Regions from separate parts of the Homo sapiens genome. Here region 1 is linked to region 2. A link is a loop called in an ENCODE intact Hi-C map of the cell type or tissue named here. Cell type or tissue: HCT116. All regions are shown on one strand. Links, peaks and the distances in the headings refer to the core of each region. The heading gives the core; the rest is flanking DNA.

Region 1 (9,910 bases), core at 1,213-9,212, 430 kb before region 2:
CTACTTCAATACTGCATTGGCTATTCTAGTCTTTCCATCTCCATATAAACTTTAGACTCAATTTGTCAATATCCACAAAACTTTTTGCTAGAATTTTGGTTGATATCATATTGAATCTACAGATCAAGTTGGAGAGAACTGAAATCTTAACAATATTGAGTCTCCCTATTCATGAACATAGACTATCTTCTTCATTAATTTTTTTCTATGATTTCTTTCATCAATTTTGTAGTTCACCTCATTTAAACATTATACATATTTTGTTATATTTACACCTAAGTAATTTATTTCTTTTAGTGCTAATGTAAATGGTATTGTGCTTTTTAAATTTCAAAGTCCAGTTTTTCATTTCTGGTACCAAGCAAGGCAATTAAATTGTATATAATAAATAACCTTGCATTCCACATCCAAGGACTTTCAGTATGGTGTTGAAAAGAACTGATGAGAAGAGACATCCTTGTATTGTTCCTGATCTTGGTGGGAAATCATCTAGTTTCTCACCATTATCTATGATGTTAGCTGTGGGATTTTTTGCAGTTAATCTTTATCGAGTTAAGGAGGTCCTTCTCTACTGTTAGCTTACTGAGAGTTTATATCATAAATGGATGTTGGGTTTTGTGGAATGCTTTTCCTGCATCCATTTATATGATCATTAGGGTTTTCTTCTTTAGTTTGTTAATGTGATAAATTACATTAATTTCCAAATGCTGAACTAGTCTTGCATAGCTGCAAAAAATCCCACTTGGTTGTGGTGTGTAATTCTTTTTAGACGTTGCTGAATTCCATTTGCTAATATTTTGTTGAGGATTTTTTGCATCTATGTTCATGAGACATATTGGTCTATAATTTTCTTTTCTCATAATGTCTTCATCTGGTTTTGGTATTGTGATAAAGCTGGCCTCATGGAATGCACTAGGAAGTGTTCCTTCTGCTTCTGTTCTCTGAAAGTGATTGTAGACAATTGGTATAATTTCTGCTGTAATGTTTGGTAGAACTCACCAGGGAACCCGTCTGGCCTGGCACTTTCTGTTTGAGAAAGTTATTAACTATTGATTTAATTCATTTAATAGATGTAGGCCAATCTAGACTGCATTTTATTGTGTAAGTTTTTGCAGATTGTGTTTTTTAAGGAATTGGTGCATTTTATCCAGGTTATCAAATTTGTCAGCATAGAGGTGTATGTCATGTCCATAGGATCTATAGTAATATCCTCTCTTTGATTTCTAATATTATTAACTTGTGTTCTCTCTTTGCATATGTAGCCTGGCTATTGGCTTATAAGTTTATTTATATTTACAAAGAAACAGCTTTTTTTTTCCTATCTTGATTTCCTGTCTTCAGTCCCTGATTTCTTCTCTAATTTTCATCATTTATTTTCCTCTACTTACATTGGGTTTAAATTGCTTCTCTTTTTCTGGTTTCCTAAGGGGAAAGCTTAGAGCTTTGGGGAAATAAACTCCTGCTGTTGAAAAAAAAATTATTTTGACATTTCTTCTAATATATGCTTTCAATTCTATATATTTCTTTCTTATCACTGCTTTCACTGCATCCCACAAATTTTGATAAGTTGTATTATTTTTAGTTGAAAATATTTTTAAGATTTCTATTGAGATTTCTTCTTTGACCAGTGTGTTATTTAGAAGCGTACTGTTTATTCTCCAAGCATTTTGTGACTTCCCAGCTATCTGTTATTGATCTCTAGTTTAACTCCATTTTGGTTTAAGAGCAGACACTGTACAGTATCTGATATGGTTTGGCTGTGTCCCCACCCAAATCTCATCTTGGATTGTAGCTCCCATAATTCCCATGTGTTACGGGAGGGACCTGGTGGGAGGTAATTGAATCATGGTGGCAGTTTCCTCCATACTGTTCTTGTGGTAGTGAATAAGTCTCATGAGATCTGACAGTTTTATAAGGGGAAACCCCTTTTGCTTGTTTCTCATTCTCTTTTGTCTGCCACCATGTAAGATGTGCCTTTCGCCTTCCACCATGATTCTGAGGCCTCCCCAGCCACGTAGAAGTGTGAATCTATTAAGCCTCTTTTTCTTTATAAATTACCTAGTCTCAGGTATGTCTTCATCAGCAATGTGCAAACAGACTGATACAATATCTGTTCTTTAAATTCGTTAAAATGTGTTTTTATGGCCCAGAATGTGGTCTGTCTTGGTGAATTCTTCATGTGATCTTCAGAAGAATGTTATTCTGCTGTTGTCGGGTGAAGTAGTCTGTAGATGTCCATTATATGCAGTGGATTGATGATGCTGTTGAAATTTGTTATGTCCTTTCTGATTTCTGTCTGGTGGGTCTATCCATTTCTGGCCAGTTGCACTCTTAAGGCTGGTGGGTTGTCCGTTGTCAACTCAGCAACCCTCCATTTCCCTTCTCAAAGCAGAAAGAGAAACCAGGTTCTATGTTTCTCCAGATCCTTTCCCATATGTCTCGGGGTGAGAGTTTGCTGAAAGAAACTCATTAAAGATTTAGGAGGTAAAGAGGAGATGTCAACCGTTTTTGAAGTCAGATAAGCACACCCTTGGGTAGATGGATCTATGGGGCTACCCAGCGTGTCCTGAGAGCCACAGCTTCAACACTGTCAACTGTGGGAGATGTGCAAGCGTTCCAGAGTTTTCATGAGAATTGCAATAAATTTCTGTTTTTTTTCCTCTTAAGAACTGACAGTTTTATAGTTTTTGAATATAATATTTTCTTTTTCTGGGGGGGGGTTGTTTGTTGTTTGAGACAGAGTCTCGCTCTGTCGCCCAGGCTGGAGTGCAGTGGCATGATCTCTGCTCACTGCAGCCTCTGCCTCCCGGGCTCAAGCAATTCTCCTGCCTCAGCCTCCCAAGTAGCTGGGATTACAGGCATCCGCCACCATTCCCAGCTAATGTTTTTTTGTATTTTAATAGAGATGGGGTTTCACCATGTTGACCAGGCTGGCCTCGAACTCCTGACCTTAAGTAATCCACCTGCCTCGGCCTCCCAAAGTTGCTGGGATTACAGGAGTGAGTCACTGACATTGGCCAAATATCATATTTTCGACGGCAGACTCTCTGCCCTTTGCATTCCAGCAATCCCAACTTGGTAAGAACCCGTTTATCCCCATCTTCAAACTGTTACAGCTAGAATTCCTGGAGCTGCTCCCATTTTCCTGACAAAATCCTAGTGGGTAGAGTTTAGTGTTGGATAAGGGCAGAGGGCTGCTTAAAGCTGCAGTGGAGAACATGGAGAAAGACAATGACAAGGCCCAGGGACTCATGTTTCCACTTTAAGGCATGAGTGGAGTGCTAGAGAGCTTCAGGATTTCCCTGAAATGATTCCTTATTTCTTATAACTACAGAGTTAAGACTTCTGAAAACTCAAGCCCATATCTGATTTTGCAGGTGGCTGAGTAATTCTATCTATCAGGCAGTGAGTCTCTCTACAGTTAGGGCATTGATGGGCAAAGAGTGGGAATGAGAACAGATCCCAGCATGTCTGTGTCCCTTTTGCACATTCATATCCTACTGACTTTCCTTCCCCTTCCTCCCCTATCGGCAGTCACTGTTGCCCAGAGGTCCTAGAATTATGTTTTCTGAGGCAACAATTTAGCAGGACAATGCTGACTTTCCTCAATATGCATCTGGCCACTCCCCATATTTCTAGTCTCATAACTAGCCCCAAATCTTATTATGAAGCCTAATTTCAGAAAAGCTATCCCATGCATATCTAAAGAATTGCAATGCAATGGTCATGACAATGGCAGAAATGAACTTTTGATTGTGCATGGGAGTATGTGTTTAGGGTTGTAGAATCCTCTGTTGGATTAGACCAAATGTATTAATATGGGTGCAATGACTAGAGATTCTGGATTGAATGACTGGAGATTCTGAATTGAATGAGTAGAGATTCTGGATTGAATTTGTTTAATTACTTGAGAGAGACTCTATTGGTTTCCTTGGTTAGTTGACTAACATCAGGACTCACAGTGGCCACACTAAGTGTGGTTGAGTTGCCATAGCTTCCTTGGTGTGTGGTCCCAGAAGGAATTCAAAGGGTTATGGAAGTAGGGTGCATACTCCCATACCTGCTCCCTTGCTGAATCTACATTCATTTCTTTGCCAAAAAAATTGAAAAAACCCTAAGTGAGGAAGGCTCCACCATCCCAGGAACTCTGCTGTGGCACTTTCCTGCTGAGCAGGCATGGTACTGGGCTATGCCACCACTGAAGGTGGCTCCTGGAATCCAAAGGGATGGTGGACCCTGGACGGGATGGCAGAGCCCAGGCAGCAGCACTGAACCTTCAGATCAGGTGCGTTGGTTCCCTTCATGGGTGGCAGGGCTGATGGTTTGACCTGCAGATCTATCTAGCCATGGCTAATTGATCATGGAGCTCTTAGGTTTGAAATAGATGGGGAATACATTGCAGTTGCAATTGATTTGCGTAGGTGAAAAATCTCCAGGTCAGGTGGATAGAGACTGGACTTACCACAGTAAAGAGGCCTGGGCTCTCAATCAATTTCAGGGAGAGAGTCAGTTCCCAGAACAGCAGCCCTGAATAAAGGGAAGTCCAAGTCTGTTTGAGGAAAGCCCACCAACTCTTTGTACTGCAGATCTCCCTGTTAGCCTCCGTAAAGCAGAGATTCACATCTATGAGTGGTGGACAAAAAATGCTGCTGGACCCTGGCTCTGGGGCGATGCCACGTCCTTGGAGCCCCAGTGCCTGCCATGGCCCCTGTCACAATGTGGGACTAATGTGGGTCGGGGGACAGCTGCCTTTGTCTCGGACTCATCCCACACTTGTCTCAGGGCCCCAAACACGCCTTGGGGCTCTTTAACTCCCCTGAGTACAGAGCTGAACAGATATGTGTCCTACTGGTGGAACCTCCACGTTGGTGTCTGGACCCCTGGATTCAGGCCCATCATGGTTGGGTGACTGGACATCCTAGAATGGCTTTTCCTTTGGAAAACGGAAAACCAAAAGCCATGCTGTAGGGAAAACTTGAAAGATGTGGAGGAGGTAAATTTTATTCCATTTCTTTCGATTGCCTCTTGGCTCAGGCAAAAAGCAAATAAATTATTAGCAAGGGAGTGCTCTATTGTAAATATCAACAGATGGAACTCCAGTTCCAGCTATTGTCCCAGATGTGTTCTGTATCCCAGAGCAAATCAAAAACGTCCCTGATACCTGGTAAACAGCTATGAAAATGGCCAGTGATTCTTTCTCCTGCAGTTTCTAGCTGTTAGCACACATCGCCAGAAACAGCCTGCCTTTGAATGGCAATAGCATACTTTGTGTTCCGGCACCGAAGCCAGAACGTACTCATTCTTGAGGAAAAAGGCCTTGCTTACACAGGATGTAACGTCCTGTTTCAGTATTAACCATAACACATGTCATTAAATGGAAAACCTGGCGTAACAGGAAAGCAAGCTTCAGCTCTGTATTAGGAACCCCTTCTTCTGCTAACATGGAATGAAGTCCCCATGGTCTGCTGAGTAAACTGTCAGAGCCAATTTCTGTGAATGGGGCTTCCCACCCTGACCTGCTGTTCAAAATAGATGATTTGGAAGGTTCCTTCCTGCTCAGAGTGTCCACACCATTTTTCCCAACATAAGATGTCAACTTTATTTCTAACAGTTAAGTTCAAAATCACCTACAGGCAGGATCTGCCATGAGTTCGTAATCATAGTAAAAGCTATTATAGGTGACTGAAACGTGTTTTTTAAAAGGACTAATTTAAATTTAAAAGGGTAGCTCCGTGAAAGGTGTTAGTGACTTTTTTTTTCCAATTAGGTCAATTTTTATCAATGGTTTTCATAGCACTTAAGAACTTAGACTGTAACTTAGACTAGAAGTGATTTTCTATTACAGTATCTTACTTTAACATTTGAGACGTCTTTTTAAAATTTCCCACTGAACTGGAGAAAAATGACATTCTGTAAAGCTTCTTGCGCTGAGATATCCTGGGGTGATTACAGGCAGAACACACCAGCCTCGCTGTGGCCCTGCCAGGCTGTTGTTCTGCGCCCTGCCTGTGGGGGCGCTGGAGAGCAGCCCACCACCTCCCAGAGCGCCTCACTCGGGATCAGTGGTCCCATCACAGACCAGGTACAGGTACGAGAGGAACCGGCAGCTCCTGCTGCCCGCCCCCGAGACATCCCAATCTGTGTCTGCGCAGGGATGTCACACTGAGTGACAGCCGTCATCGATCTCCCTTTTTCTCTGAAGAGAGACATGTCTCAGAATTTGCCCAGTGAACATACGGACAGTTTACTCGGCTGTAGCTGGCTACAGTATTATATGCCAGTGTGGATGAAAATGCATAGATGTACTAAAAAGGGGAAACTATATGTTAATGTATATGCATGTATGTGTATTAAGATGTTTTAACAACTTAAAGTAGTAAAATTTTCCAAAGCAGTAGAGTGAATAAGATTCACTTTGTGGAGGTAAATCTAGTTTTTATATTACAAAGGATTCTTTGCATTCAGTACAACTGACATTTTTCTTTTAGAATTAATTGAAGCCAGAATTTACTCTGAAAAATGAGGAAGTGAAACCATATGATTTATACGTCTTTTAGAATTTTAGCATTTTAATGAACTTTATGCATCGGAAAAATTGAGATTTTATGTCTCATTAGCATTTCTCTAATAATTTATTTTGTATCACATAAGAATGTAAACATATGATATGATCAGTCTGGTTCAAAAAGTATATTTGTATCAGTCCAATATTGTAATAGCTCCATTTATAAGATTTACATATAATTTACTAGGATTTTTTTTTTTTTTTTTTTTTTTTTGAGATGGAGTCTCATTCTATTGCCCAGACTGCAGTGTAGGGAGCCATAATAGCTCATGCAGCCTCAAACTCCTTGGCTCAAGTGATCCTCCCACCTCAGCCTCCTAAGTAGCTGGGGCTACAGGTATGCGCCACCATGCCTGACTAGATTTTGTTTTTATTTTTTGTAGAGACAGGTCCTGCTATGTTGCCCAGGCTGGACTTGAACCTCTGGCCTCAAGTGATCCTCCTGTCTAGGCCTCCCAAAGTGCTTGGATTACAGTTGTGAGCAACTGGTGCAAAAATTTGTTGTGGCCGAGTGTGGCAGCTCACACCTGTAATCCCAGCACTTTGAGAGGCCAGGGTGGGCAGATCACCTGAGGTCAGGAGTTCAAGACCAGCCTGGCCAAAATGGCAAAACCCCATCTCTACTAAAAAAAACTACAAAAATTAACCAGGCATGGTGGTGGGCGTCTATAATCCCAGCTCCTTGGGAGGCTGAGGCAGGCAGAGTTGCTTGAACCCGGGAGGCGGAGGTTACGGTGAGCCGAGATTATGCCACTGCACTCTACACTGGGCGACAGAACAAGACTCTGTCTCAAAAACAAAATGAAACAAAACAAACAAACAAACAAAAAAACTGTTGCTCACAAGAATTTTACTCTCTCTGGGCTAGGATAGAAGTCATGAAGGTGTGTCTTGCCTCTCTATCAATTGTGATGTGTTTTCCCACAATAAGCAAAAGGATAACAGCACTTCATCTACTCGAGACTTTTTGGCTTTGGAGGCCAAGAAATATGCTGATCCTTGTTGTTGTGACTCCTTCCTCTGCCTAGCACAAATTAGAGGTCGATAACTACACATCTTGAATGAAGACACAGATGAATTCTGAGTGAGCGTGTAGGAAGTGATTCCCCGTTTAGTTACAGACTGCTGCGTGTGCCTGCCTTGGTTTCACGGAAATTTACTGCTATGCAGATGGGGTGACTTTTGGGTACTAGGGCTGTTTGCCCTTCCTTGGAACTAAGAGTTGGCTAATTGAAAAGATAAACACTGAAGAAGAAATGAGTGCATGCCTATTAATCTTCGTGGGACAAGTTAAATTACCAGCCTGCTTGCCTTTTGCTGCAACTCACAGAATTAAACTCCCGTGAGGGCTCTGCTGGCTACCTTGGGCCCCAGGCGTGTGTCCTGGACTCGGCTCCACTGCCTCTCCCCTTGACCCTGTGTCCCCCAGGTCACTTATCAGCACAGGGACTGCTCTGCCCGTCATCTCACCCGCTTCGCCCTCCACCTCATCTCTCAGCTGTAATACTGTCTCCACCTCCGCCCCCACCCCACAGGCACCAGACTGACCACGCGTCCCCACCACATGCTTCCTGGCATCAGCCCTATGGTGAGGCTGCACTCGGCTTCTCTCTTCCCAACAGCCAGAATGAGTACCTCGGGGATAGACGTCTGTTTCATCCGCCTAACCTGACGTGACATTGGAGAAAGCTCATCTCCATGGAAAGCATCCTGCACCGAATGCATCCTGACCCCCACCATCTTATGTGATCCTCAGAGGTCTCACCTGGTGTCCTCCACGGCACACATTCTATGCACGTGTGCTGCTGCCAGCCAACAGGGAGCAAAGGCGTGAAGGCCCTGCAGGCTCCAGCGCCCGGGCGGTACGGGGAGACCCTGTGAAGCCCTGACACCTCCTGTGCTCAGCACGATGATAACACTTCAGGAATCCCGGGTGAGTCACCTGCTCCCTGAGTTCCAGTGCTCTAACATGGGCTTCATCAAGTGTATTTTACAGCGTTTGTGAGGATCCCTGACAGGAATGCTCGTGAAGTGCCCCAGTCAGCACACAACAGTCGACAGTGGGCAGTTTATTAAGGTCCTTTTGTAACATGATTTACTAAACCTTTGAGCTTTCTTTCCAATTCTAACACTGCATCTATGGATAGACTCAGTGAAATATCAACTATAGAGACAAATAATTCAAATACAAGAATAATAAACAGAATAACTATAAAATGTAATTCACTTACCACTTCTTCATGAGTTGCATTTTCTACATGTATGCCATTAACCTGAACAGATGACAAAGTAAGAATGTTGAGAATAACGATTGATTAATACAAGTTAAAAATAAAAATGCAATCAAGTTAAGGATTAACGTGTACAATACTGACCTGGAGAACAGCATCTCCTACGAACAACATCCCTGTCTGGTCAGCTGCAGGGTGGCAAAAGTGGCAACAGTTTTAAGAGAAATCTCAGTGACATGCTTTGTTATGACAGTCATTTAAGCACAGGGCTTGCAGTAGCTGAAGTGGCCACGTGTGTGTGTGTGTGCATGTGTCCACGTGAGCAGATGTGTGTTTGTGTGTGCAGGTGCAGATGGGTGTGAATGTATGCATGTGTGTGCATGTGTGGGTGTGGGTGGCATGCATGGGTATTTGCGAGTCTGAGTGTGTGGATCTGTTGATATGTGCATGCCTGTGTGTACACATGGATGTGTGTGTGCATGTGTCCACGTGAGATGTGTGTGTGTGCAGGTGCAGATGGGTGTGCATGCGTGGGTGTGGGCGGCATGCACGGGTATTTGCAAGTCTGAGCATGTGAATCTGTTGATGTGTGTGCCATGGATGTGTGTGTGCATGTGTCCACAGGGGTGTGGGAAATGTGAACACATAGCAATAGGCGGCCACTTCATAAGGAAAGCTAGATTGGCCTCTTCATAAGGAAAGCTAGATTGATTTACGTGCATTAAGAGAGCTGCCTTCCAGTCACAGAAGACTTGTTTAGTGTGGAAAACGAATGTCACTTCCTCGTAACAAAGGGTTTCATTACAGGATATGGAAAGTCTGATGCACATTTTTCGTTAAGTGTGCAATAAACAAGGAATTCCCTCAGCCACTTAGCATTTCCCCTCATTCTCATAAGCAAACGTACAGAGACGGCTCTGATCAAAACAACTGTACCTAGAATATTAAAGGCAACAAAGAGAAAAACTTTGTATGAGAAAGTTTGACTATAATCTATGCAGCATGTTTTCACTTAACCTTTCCATTGTCAGAGAGGCAGACAGAGCCCCATTCAATACAACTGAACAACTCTGCACAAAAGCTAAGGCTTTTTTCCCCAATTTTTGCCTTCACA
Region 2 (9,910 bases), core at 1,245-9,244:
GCGGGGGAGCCTTGATGCCTTAGAGAGTGAGAAAGTCTTCAGAGAACGCTGGTGCGCGTTCAGAGACACTTAAACAGCTCAAAGAGGCTCCCATCAGCCAGAGCTGGGACCATTTTACAGCCAAACTGAGTGACCGTAGTAAAGTATTGTGATAATTAACACGATAAAAATCCATGAGTTTAGCCTGGTGTGGTGGCACCGTGGAGGCCAGAAGATCCCTTGAGCCCAGGAGTTTGAGGCCAGCCTGGGCATCCAGCCAGACCTGTCGCTACAAAAAGGAAAAACAAAAAAGACTCTATAAGTCTATACTGATATAATTGAAACAAATAAATAAGTGGTGTTAGTAAGTGACTGATTAAATAAATAAATGAAAAGGAAAAGTTTTCACTCACAGCAGAATGACAGCAAATAAATATAGAAGGAACGGGTGGTGAGTTTAGAAAATCATGAGTGAAAAGAAACAGGACAAAAAGTATCTTCCCACGAGTTACTCACTTATTAGTTACAAATGGAAATGTTATAACTTTGGTGGAGAAAACTGGCCAACAGCCCCTTAACCACGTGATCAAAGTCAGCATCAGCATGGAGGCAGGACCGCCTCGCCTGCACCGGGGTATTAACAGGAAGCCTGGAGAGGCCACTGGGGCTTCAGCGTGCTGCTGCTGCACAGACAACACCTGCATGGGACGTGGAGGAGGCATCAGCAAACCCAGATTGAGGGGGCTGGAAGAAATCACTGGGCTGAACTCGGAGTGTGTCAAGGTAGGAGAGATAAAGACCTCCCGAGGAGCTGCTCCAGGTGAGAGAGGGCGGCAGGTGCGACCACATAGCAGACGGCAGGTACAACCACACGTGCAGCAGGTGACCCTGCCCCGGGTCTTCTTCCAGGACTCTGAAAAGAGAAGCTGTCAAGGGTATTGTTGTGTTTTAATAAATTGGACACTAGATAATACAGTACTTAATTCAGTATATAGATAATGGATTTGATCATAGTATTGCATTACAATTAAATTTCCCAATACTGATAACTGTGCTCAGGCTGTCAGGAAATACACAATGAAGTATCTAAAAATTAGAGAACCACTATGTCCACAACTTACTATCAAATGGATCAGAAAAAGATAGATAGATAGATAGATAGATAGATAGATAGATAGATAGATGATTAGATAGATTAGATAGATAGATAATGTGATGGGGCAAAATGTACCAGTTGATGTGTCTGGGTAACACATTGTCTACAGTTGTAAAAATTATTCTTATAACATTTCCATAAGTTTGATATATCAAAATTTCAAAAATACAAATAATTTCATCCTCCAAAAATGGCAACAATAAATGAAGGAATGAATAAATCGAACTTGAGTAAAAGTTTACTTTTATTTATGAAAAGACATATGAGAGTGAGAAAGCAAGGCGATGTCTGTGTGCATGTGTGTTACAAAAGAGTTGTCCACGTAGCTCATAAATATATAAGCAGCTTTGCACCACCCATGGACATAGAAATTGGTGCAACCACTTTGGAAAAGTGTTTGGTGATATCTACAATGGAGAAACACACACACATACACACATACACACACATGCACTTGTGAGTTAGTAGTTCCACTACTCCCAATATAAATGACTGCTATGCCCACCAAAATACAGACACAAAAATGTTTATAGCAATTTTATTGATAAGAGCTAAAAAACTAGAAAGAATCTAACTGTTCAGCTGTAGTTAAATGGATAAATATGTTGCATAATGGAATATTATGTTGCAACAGAAAATATAACAAACTGATTACACTGCAAAACTATGAATCTCACTGCTATAATGTTGCTTGACAGAAGCCAGAAGCAAGATAATACATATGATAACATAAGATATGTATTCATATGAAATTCAAAATAGAAGTGAAATGAATCTTCAGAACAGGTTGTGGTGATGTTTGCTCCCAGGGCTGCTGGCTGGGAGGGAGCAGGGATCAGCCTTTGTGGTAGATGTGTTTAGTATCTATACCCAGGTAGTGTGCACACAGTTGTGTATATGGGGAAAATCCACTGAGCTTCATGTTTGAAATTTGTGGTCATTGCTTTATGTAAATGATACTTCAATATATAGAAAACTAAAATTAAAGATAAGGCATCCTTAATGTAATGCCATAGAATGGTGACACATAGAACAACTAGGGCATGATAACTATGTTTCATTAATTTTTCATATTTCTCTCATCATAATACATAATGATTTCATGGCATTTCATTTTATGCATATGCCATAACATTTTTGATAATTGCCTGTTCTTGAATATTTAGTTTATTTCTAATATTTCATTTCCAATAGTTTCTCTAAATAAACACTTGATCAATTGTCGCCTCTGTTACAAAATCTCACCGTACATGGTTTTTTTTTTTTTTTTTTTTGAGGCAAGGTCTCACTCTGTCAGCTAGGCTGGAGTGCAGTGGTGTGATCACAACTCACTGTAGCCTCGACCTCCTGGGTTCAAGCGATCCTCCCGCCTCAGCCTCCTGAGAAGCTGGGATGTCAGGAGCACGCCGCCATGCCTGGCTATTTTTTTCTTATTTTTGTAGAAACAGAGTCTCATTATGTTGCTTAGGTTGGCATGCTTATTCTTTTGGTAAAATGCCTGGTTGTTAAATTGCTGAGCACATGGTAGGAACCATGCTAAAGTTGTTCTAATGCATTCAAAATGTCTTCTATCAAAATTGTGTACTAATTTATGTTCCAGCATGACAGCCCCTGAAGCATTCTGATTATGGAGACTCTGTTCCTCTCCCCACCACACAAGCTCTTTTCATCTTCCACTTTTCAGTTTCCAGTATCACATGTGGGTCACTTACTTGGCCCACCCACATAGGTATTAATAATGTATTTATGGCCCCAACTTTTCCTAAAGGGCTCATATTTAATGTCCAACCACGTGGATGACGTTCACCAGCTGACACCGGAGGGGGTTGATGTTGACGCCTCTTATTTCTCTTCCTCCTCCTCATCCTCTTCCTTGTCTTGCCCCTTCGTGTTGCTATGGCAAAATAATATTCAAGGCAGTGTGACCTTGTGAAGTAACCAATATAATAAATCGGGCTGAAAAATCCAATCTAATTTATAGATGACCAATCAATGCACACATACTTTTCAAGCAAACATTTATAACTCTCTTCAATGAGAAAAGTTTTTTTGGCAAAAAAACCTTTGGCAAAAATTTAATAATGTTCATATTCACTTCATTTTCCTGAAGAAATAAAGGTCATAAGCATTCCCACAATATATCCCTGAGCCTACTGCTGGTAATAAATCAGTATTCTGGTAAGTCTCCAAACTTCTAAACCATAGAATAGACCAAGATTTAGGATTGAAAATAAGTTTTTCCATTGCATTTTGAAAAAAATAATTCACACGTGCAAGGATGGCATAGAAGGCCTTTGTGACAGAGCCACTGTTTAATCCCCAGCCTCATCTCCATGACCAGGGCCTGCTGCCCCTCCACCACCCAACACACCCACCCCAGCAGCCACTTCAGTGTCCTGGTGTCTTCTTGGGATGGTCTGCCCCTTCCACCCTCTATCCCACACCTGTCGCCTCTTCATTTGTAGAAGGAGTTATTTCAGGCCCCACCTAGAATAACCTTCTTCAGGAACCCCTTCCCACCCCAAGGCCTCCCCTCCTCCTCCCCTCATCCCCAGGGCTCACTGACCTCTGTGCAGCTGTCCCATCCCTGTCATCGTGGCTGTACTGTGGGGGCCCAGCCACGAAGTCAGCCTCACTGGCCCCACGGACCCTGCCGCTTCAGAGACCCTCACACGGAGGAGATTTGTCTCTAAAAAGACGTGGAGAGCTCCCTCCTGAAACTGCTTTTGAGCTGCCTCTAAGGAGCAATGTGACCTTGATCAAAGGGCTGCCTTGGCCTCTAGAAAGGAGGAGTGTGGAACTGAGGAGGCCTAAATCCCCTTCCCCGTGTCATGGTTTCCAAGGAGGACGAACAAGCTCCCCCCACACCCTTAACCCTGCTGCGTGTCCCCCACGCTGTACCTCGGTGTCACCACGTTTGAAAGACAGCGTAGATCTGCCTGCAATCACACAGGCTTCTGCTGACGCTGGCCTAAAAGTGATCACAGCGGCAGTCCCGACCCGATCCGCCGGCCCCAGCTTTCACAGCTTCAGCACTTGACGGCTTCACGAGGGATCCCATTAAGCTGTTGCTGCATGATAGATACCCAATATATTTTTACCAAATGAGTCAATTTGAATAATAATCTAGACTTGAGGTTAAATGAAAGCACAGAAAGGGTCAAGAATTATTAAAAGAACAGTTATCAAATGTTATAGAAATTCACCATTCAAGGAACGGGGGAGGTGGGAGAAAAGGTGCAGAATCCTTGTAAGTCTTTTTAGGACTGAAAGTCGAGAAAGCTAAAGTGAGGTGGTCATGCATCCATCTAGTGGCCAGGCTCAGTAACAGGAAAATTCCCCTCAGTCCCTACAGCAAGGTGATTCTCAGGGAAATCATTGGGTTCCTGAATCCCACGAATAATCAGTGATGGCTAGGTTATTTTTCTAATTATTGATTATTACAATAGTAACAAAAATTAGTTAATAGAGAATAAATCTAAGTAAGTTGAAAAGATATAAACAAATGATTAAAGGAAAATTATGCATTCCTTAATCGTGTTTTGAAATAAAAGCTAAAATAAAATACACCATGATCATTGTTCCCTATGGATTAATAGTTTATAATATATTTTACTCGGCTCACAAATGTGCCAAGCAAGACCGAGGAAGGCCAGACACTTTGCCTGAAGCCACACAGGAGCTTAAGGAACTCACGCAGGGTCAAGTAAAAAAGCAATGGAGCTGGGATCCAAAGCCAGAATTAGGCAACTTACACCACCAACTCGGGGGTTTGATGTAATAAGAGACGAGGTTAAGTTGAGTTTATTTATTATGCTTCACATGCTTCCAGCTGCATCTGAAAGGTGAGGGTGCATGGGATGGAAGAGGATCTAGCGGGTGGACGTGATCACAGCAGCTGCATCTGGAAGGCGAGGGTGCATGGGATGGAAGCAGATCTGGTGGGTGGAGGTGAGGACTACTGCAGCTGCATCTGGAAGGTGAGGGTGCATGAGATGGAAGATCTGGTGAGTGGACATGAGCATCCTGGGTATACTGAGTAAACTCAGCCAAGGATGCACTGCAGGAGGTGAGGAAGCTGACTGTGGTTTGGACGTGGTTTGCCATCTCCACCAAGTTCCATGTGAAACGTGATCCTCAATGTGTTAGTGTTTGGAGGTGGGGCCTGGTGGGAGGTGTTTACATCCTGGCAGGAGGTGTTTATGTCCTGGGACTGAATCCTTCTTTGTGAGGTATTGAGTGTGGCTTCACTCTCAGAGACTGGACTGGCTCCCACTGGAACTGTTGTTACAAGGTGCAGATTCTCCTTCTGCTTGGTCCTCTCCACATCTGTTCACTTCTCCTCTGACCTTCTCCATCATGTTATGACCCAGCTCAGAAACCCTCACAGGGAGCCAAGGCCAGGCCCTTGAACTTCTCAACCTGCAGAACAGTGAGCTAAATAAACATTTTTTCTTATAAATTACCCAGTCTCAGGTAATTCTCTTATAGTCACACAACAGGGAGATGGAACACGCCTGACGGGCCTGCCTCTGTGCCAGAGCAAGGTTTGGGCAGCTCGGGCCACCTGCACAGCCATGCAACCAGGGTCCCTTGAGCATGCAGGCAGGCCCTGAGGATGAAGTGTTGACAGAGACCAGCGACTTCTGTCTTTGGCCTTGAACAATTTCTCACCCTGGGTCCTCATTTCTTCTCTACAAATTCCCCTGGTACTGTGTTCACTTACTGCCCTGACCATGCTCCTCCAACCATTAAACCGCTACCCAGCTGGTTTCCCCTAAGCAATCTGGGGTTTATTCTCTGCTTTGCAGAATCCTTGATGTCCAGCGATGCTTCCGGTTCTCCTTCTTCTGGGCACCTGTTAAAACTGCACTCTTCTGCCCCCTTGAGGTTGTGCCGGGGCATTTGACTTGCCTTAGCCAGTGAAAAGTGAACTCTGCCATCGCTGGGAAGAAACCAGCAAGAGCCGAGTTCTTTGTCTCATCAGAGACACCAGACACGTTCTAGACCTTTGCAGTCCAGTATAGGAGACACCAGCCACATGTGGCTATTTAAATTTAAATTCATTAAAATGAAATAGAATTAAACATTCAGTTTCCCGGTTGCATTTGTCACAGGTCAAACGCTCAGAGCCATATGTGGCTCGAGGCTGCCATGTTGCACAGTGCAAATCCACAGAGCGTTTCATCCAATGGTATTGCCCTTGAAGGTGGGCATTCCACAGCCCGCGGCCCTGACGAGGGAAATGCACAGAGCCTCCTCCTGACCCGCAGCGCACATGTGGTAAGAAACAGAGCACACTTATTGTTAAAGAAACTAATATTTTGGAGTTTTTGTGTCAGTAGGACAATCTATTCTATCCTGTGTGTTGCAAGTTTCTCCCAAATTGCTAAAAAATAAAAGAGTAGCTCAAAGCCATACAAAAAAAAAGATAAAGAACATTGGCAAAGTAATCACATAGGTAAATATAAAAGCCAGCATCCACTGGGTATGGTGGCTCATGCCTGTAATCCCAGCACTTTGGGAGTCTGAGGTAGGTGGATCACAAGGTCAAGAGTTCAGCCTGGCCAAGATGGTGAAACCTGGTCTCTACTAAAAATACAAAAAATTAGCCAGGCGCGGTGGCAGGAGCCTGTAATCCCAGCTACTCAGGAGGCTGAGGCAGGAGAATCGCTTGAACTCAGAGGGCGGAGGTTGCAGTGAGCTGAGATCGCACCACTGCACTCCAGCCTGGGCGACAGAGTGAGACTCCGTCTCAAAAAAAAAAAAAAAAAAAGCCGGCATCATTGTATTTTTGTTTGTAACTCCCTTTTTCCTTTCCTACATAACTTGAAAGGCATAGGTGAGAGTTTTAGAGACTGGAGAAGCAGCTGTACATTCTGGACCCTCAGTGATACAGGTGACCAGAGTGTGGAGATGAACTAGACGTGGCTCCATCGCAACCCAAAGCCACGTGATGCTTTGTAAAAATGTTTCTCTGGAATTAAGTTTCAAAATATAAAGCAAGAATTGTCCAGAGCCGGCACCATTTACACATGTACCTCTTTCCACCATGATCTTGTCTGTCCAGCTATTACTAAAACCAGGGAGGGGATAAAACAATAACTGTAATTGCTGTTAACTTGGTGCACGCCACACAAGGGCATCCTTTGTGACAGCAACATCAGGCTCTAGAGCTGTGTAGGAGCAGAGTCTGTATGTTCCAGAAGCTATGCTGGATCAATTCAAAATAGATCGCTGTAAGATTAGAATGTTACTTGTAATGTCAAAGGTAAGCATAAAGAAAATAACTAAAAAGTGTATACAGACGAGAAATTAGTCAAGGATCAAAGGAGTAGAGTACGTCAATCAAATACAAAATAAGGCTGTATAAGGGGAATCGTGAACAACAAAGACTTGAAAACAAATAGAAAAATGGCAGAAGATCCTTCTTGTAGTTAATTACTTTAAACATAGAAGCATCAAACTCACTGGCTAAGGTATAAACTTGGCAAAATTTTTAAAATGACCTAGTAATCACAAGATTTGCTTTAGAGCCAAAGGAATAGGTAGGGTGAGGGGGATGGCAGAGAAGTCGTCCTGCAGGAAGATATGGAGAAGGAGCTGGGGTGCCGCACCAGGACCAGAAAAACAGACTTTAAGTCAAAAAGGGTCATAAGAGATGAAGAATAATTGATAAAAGAGTTTATTGATCTAGAAGATAGAAAAATTACAAGCAAATATACATCAAACAGAAAAACCCCACACTATATGAAGAAAACATTGACAGAATGGAAAGGAGAGTTCATAAAAATGTCAATATTCACTTCAGTAGTGACAAGAACAATATTCAGAGGAGTGATAATGACCTAGATGACGCCCGCAGAAAACCCCACCCACCAACAGCTGAACCGACATTCATCTCAAGCGCACACGGAACATTCTCCAGCATAGAAGAGATGTTAATCTGTGAAACAAGCCTCGACAAATGTAAAAAGACTGAATTCATACAAAGCCTTGTCTCTGATCACCAATAGAATGAAGAAATCAAAAAATTAAGCAACACACTCCTCAGCAACTAATTTGTAAAGGAAAAAAAATTGCAAAGGAAATTAGAAAATACTTTGGGATAAATACAAACAAAACCAAGGTTTACCAAAACTTATGATCTGAAAAGAAAGCAACCTTCAAAGGGAGATTTATAGGTAAAAAGGCCTGAAGTAAAAAAAAAAAATAAAAATAAAAGATCTCAATTGATAGCCTAACCTTACTAGAAAAAGAAGAGCAAACTAAACCCAAAGCTAGCAGAGGTGCGGAGATGCTGAAGGTTAAAATGCTGATCATCATAGTAGATGAGAGGAAAAAAAATAGAATCAACAAAACCAAAGATTACATTTTTTTGAATAAACAAAATTATCAAACCCTTAGCTCATTGACTAAAAAAGGAGAGATGCTGTAAATAGCCAAATACAGAAATAAAAGTGGGTACATTACTACCACCCTTTCAGATGTTGAAAGGATCATAAGAGAATGCTGGAAACAGTTGTATGCCAACAAATTAGGTGTCCTGGGGAAATGGAAAGAGTTCTGGGGACAGAAATTACCAAGCCCAACTCAAGAAGAAATACAAATCTGAACAGACCTATAAGGAGTAAAGAAATCGATTCAGTCTTCAAAAATTCCTCAATAAACAAAAGGCCAGGACCAGATGGTTTTATTGGCTAGTTCTAGAAAACATTGAAATAATTAATACCAATCCTCAAACAAAGTAATCTCCTTCCAAAATACACGCAAGGAGAGAACACTTCCTAACCCATCTTGTGAAGCCATCATTACCCCAACACCAAAGCCAGACAAGACACAACAGGAAAAGAAAACTGCCAACCAGTGTCTCTTATGAATGTAAACACTCGGAAACTCTACAACAAAGGCAGCAACCCAAGTTCAACAACATGTTAAAGGGATTTTACACCCTGCACAAGTGCGACAGATGCCAGAAATGCAAGTGTGGTTCAGCCTCAGAAAATCGATGAATGTAACACATTACATTAAGAAAAGAAGGAAAAAATTATCTTGATGCAGAAAAAACATTTGACAAAATTCAATATTATAAAAACACTCAGCTAACCACGGGGAAGGAGGTCTCTCTTCCTTGGCCCAAAAATGTCCTTTTGGGGCTGTGAAAGTATAGATACAACCACCTGGGACACAAGCTGATAGTTGCTGAAGCTGGAGTTAAACACACAGGAGTTCACTATGCTTCTGTCTACTCCCATGTTCTTGAAATTTTCTGTCATAAATGCTTACATCATCACTTGTAAAAGGTACATTACTTTGACTACTTTCATCAGAATAACAGGTCTTTATATTCTCAGTATACCTAAATCATCACAGGACAAATTTGCCTTCCATTCTATGTCATGTCATTTAGCAAAATGTACATTAAGTGCCAGTCTTTGGGCTAATGCATAAGCAATGTGTGAGAACACTGTCTTAGTGAATTTGAGCTTCTCTAAGAAAATTCCATAAACGTGGTGGCCTCTAATAACAGAAACCTATTCTCCCAGTTCTGGAGGCTGGAGGTTCGAGATCGAGATGGTGGTGGATCTGCTGTCAGGTGAGGGCTGCTTTCCAGTTCCCGGACGGTGCCTTTTTCCTGTGTCCTCACACAGCAGAAGGGACAGGGGAGCTCTCTGGGTCCCTTTCATAAGGGCACTAATCTTATCATGATGATTCATGAGGCTCCACCAGCAAAACCTCATCACCTCCTAAAGCTCCCACCTCCTAATACCATCA

The links. A loop is a pair of places that touch in the nucleus more often than their neighbours do. Peaks named below come from ENCODE experiments on the same cell type or tissue, not always from the same donor. Only the 100,000 strongest peaks of a DNase experiment are listed, where the experiment ranks them.
Region 1: it touches region 2 in a loop (2.6-fold over the local background); 7 of 110 quality-filtered maps call a loop at or near these places.

Annotation. Positions count from the first base shown.
Region 1 is chr2:1,136,696-1,146,605 of GRCh38, reverse strand. SNTG2 (syntrophin gamma 2) reads right to left here. Exons shown (of 17, transcript NM_018968.4): 5 at 8,941-8,984; 6 at 8,797-8,838. Among named protein-coding and RNA genes, the nearest start is that of SNTG2-AS1, 190 kb to the right of the region's middle. In HCT116, for the core only: a CTCF peak has its summit at 6,009; a DNase peak (open chromatin) is centred at 6,018; H3K27me3 peaks cover 320 bases.
Region 2 is chr2:710,580-720,489 of GRCh38, reverse strand. LOC105373358 (a long non-coding RNA gene) reads left to right here. Exons shown (of 4, transcript XR_001739247.2): 2 at 6,253-6,418. Among named protein-coding and RNA genes, the nearest start is that of TMEM18, 38 kb to the right of the region's middle. In HCT116, for the core only: CTCF peaks have their summits at 4,445 (motif pointing left) and 6,015 (motif pointing left); DNase peaks (open chromatin) are centred at 4,445 and 6,019; H3K27me3 peaks cover 1,247 bases.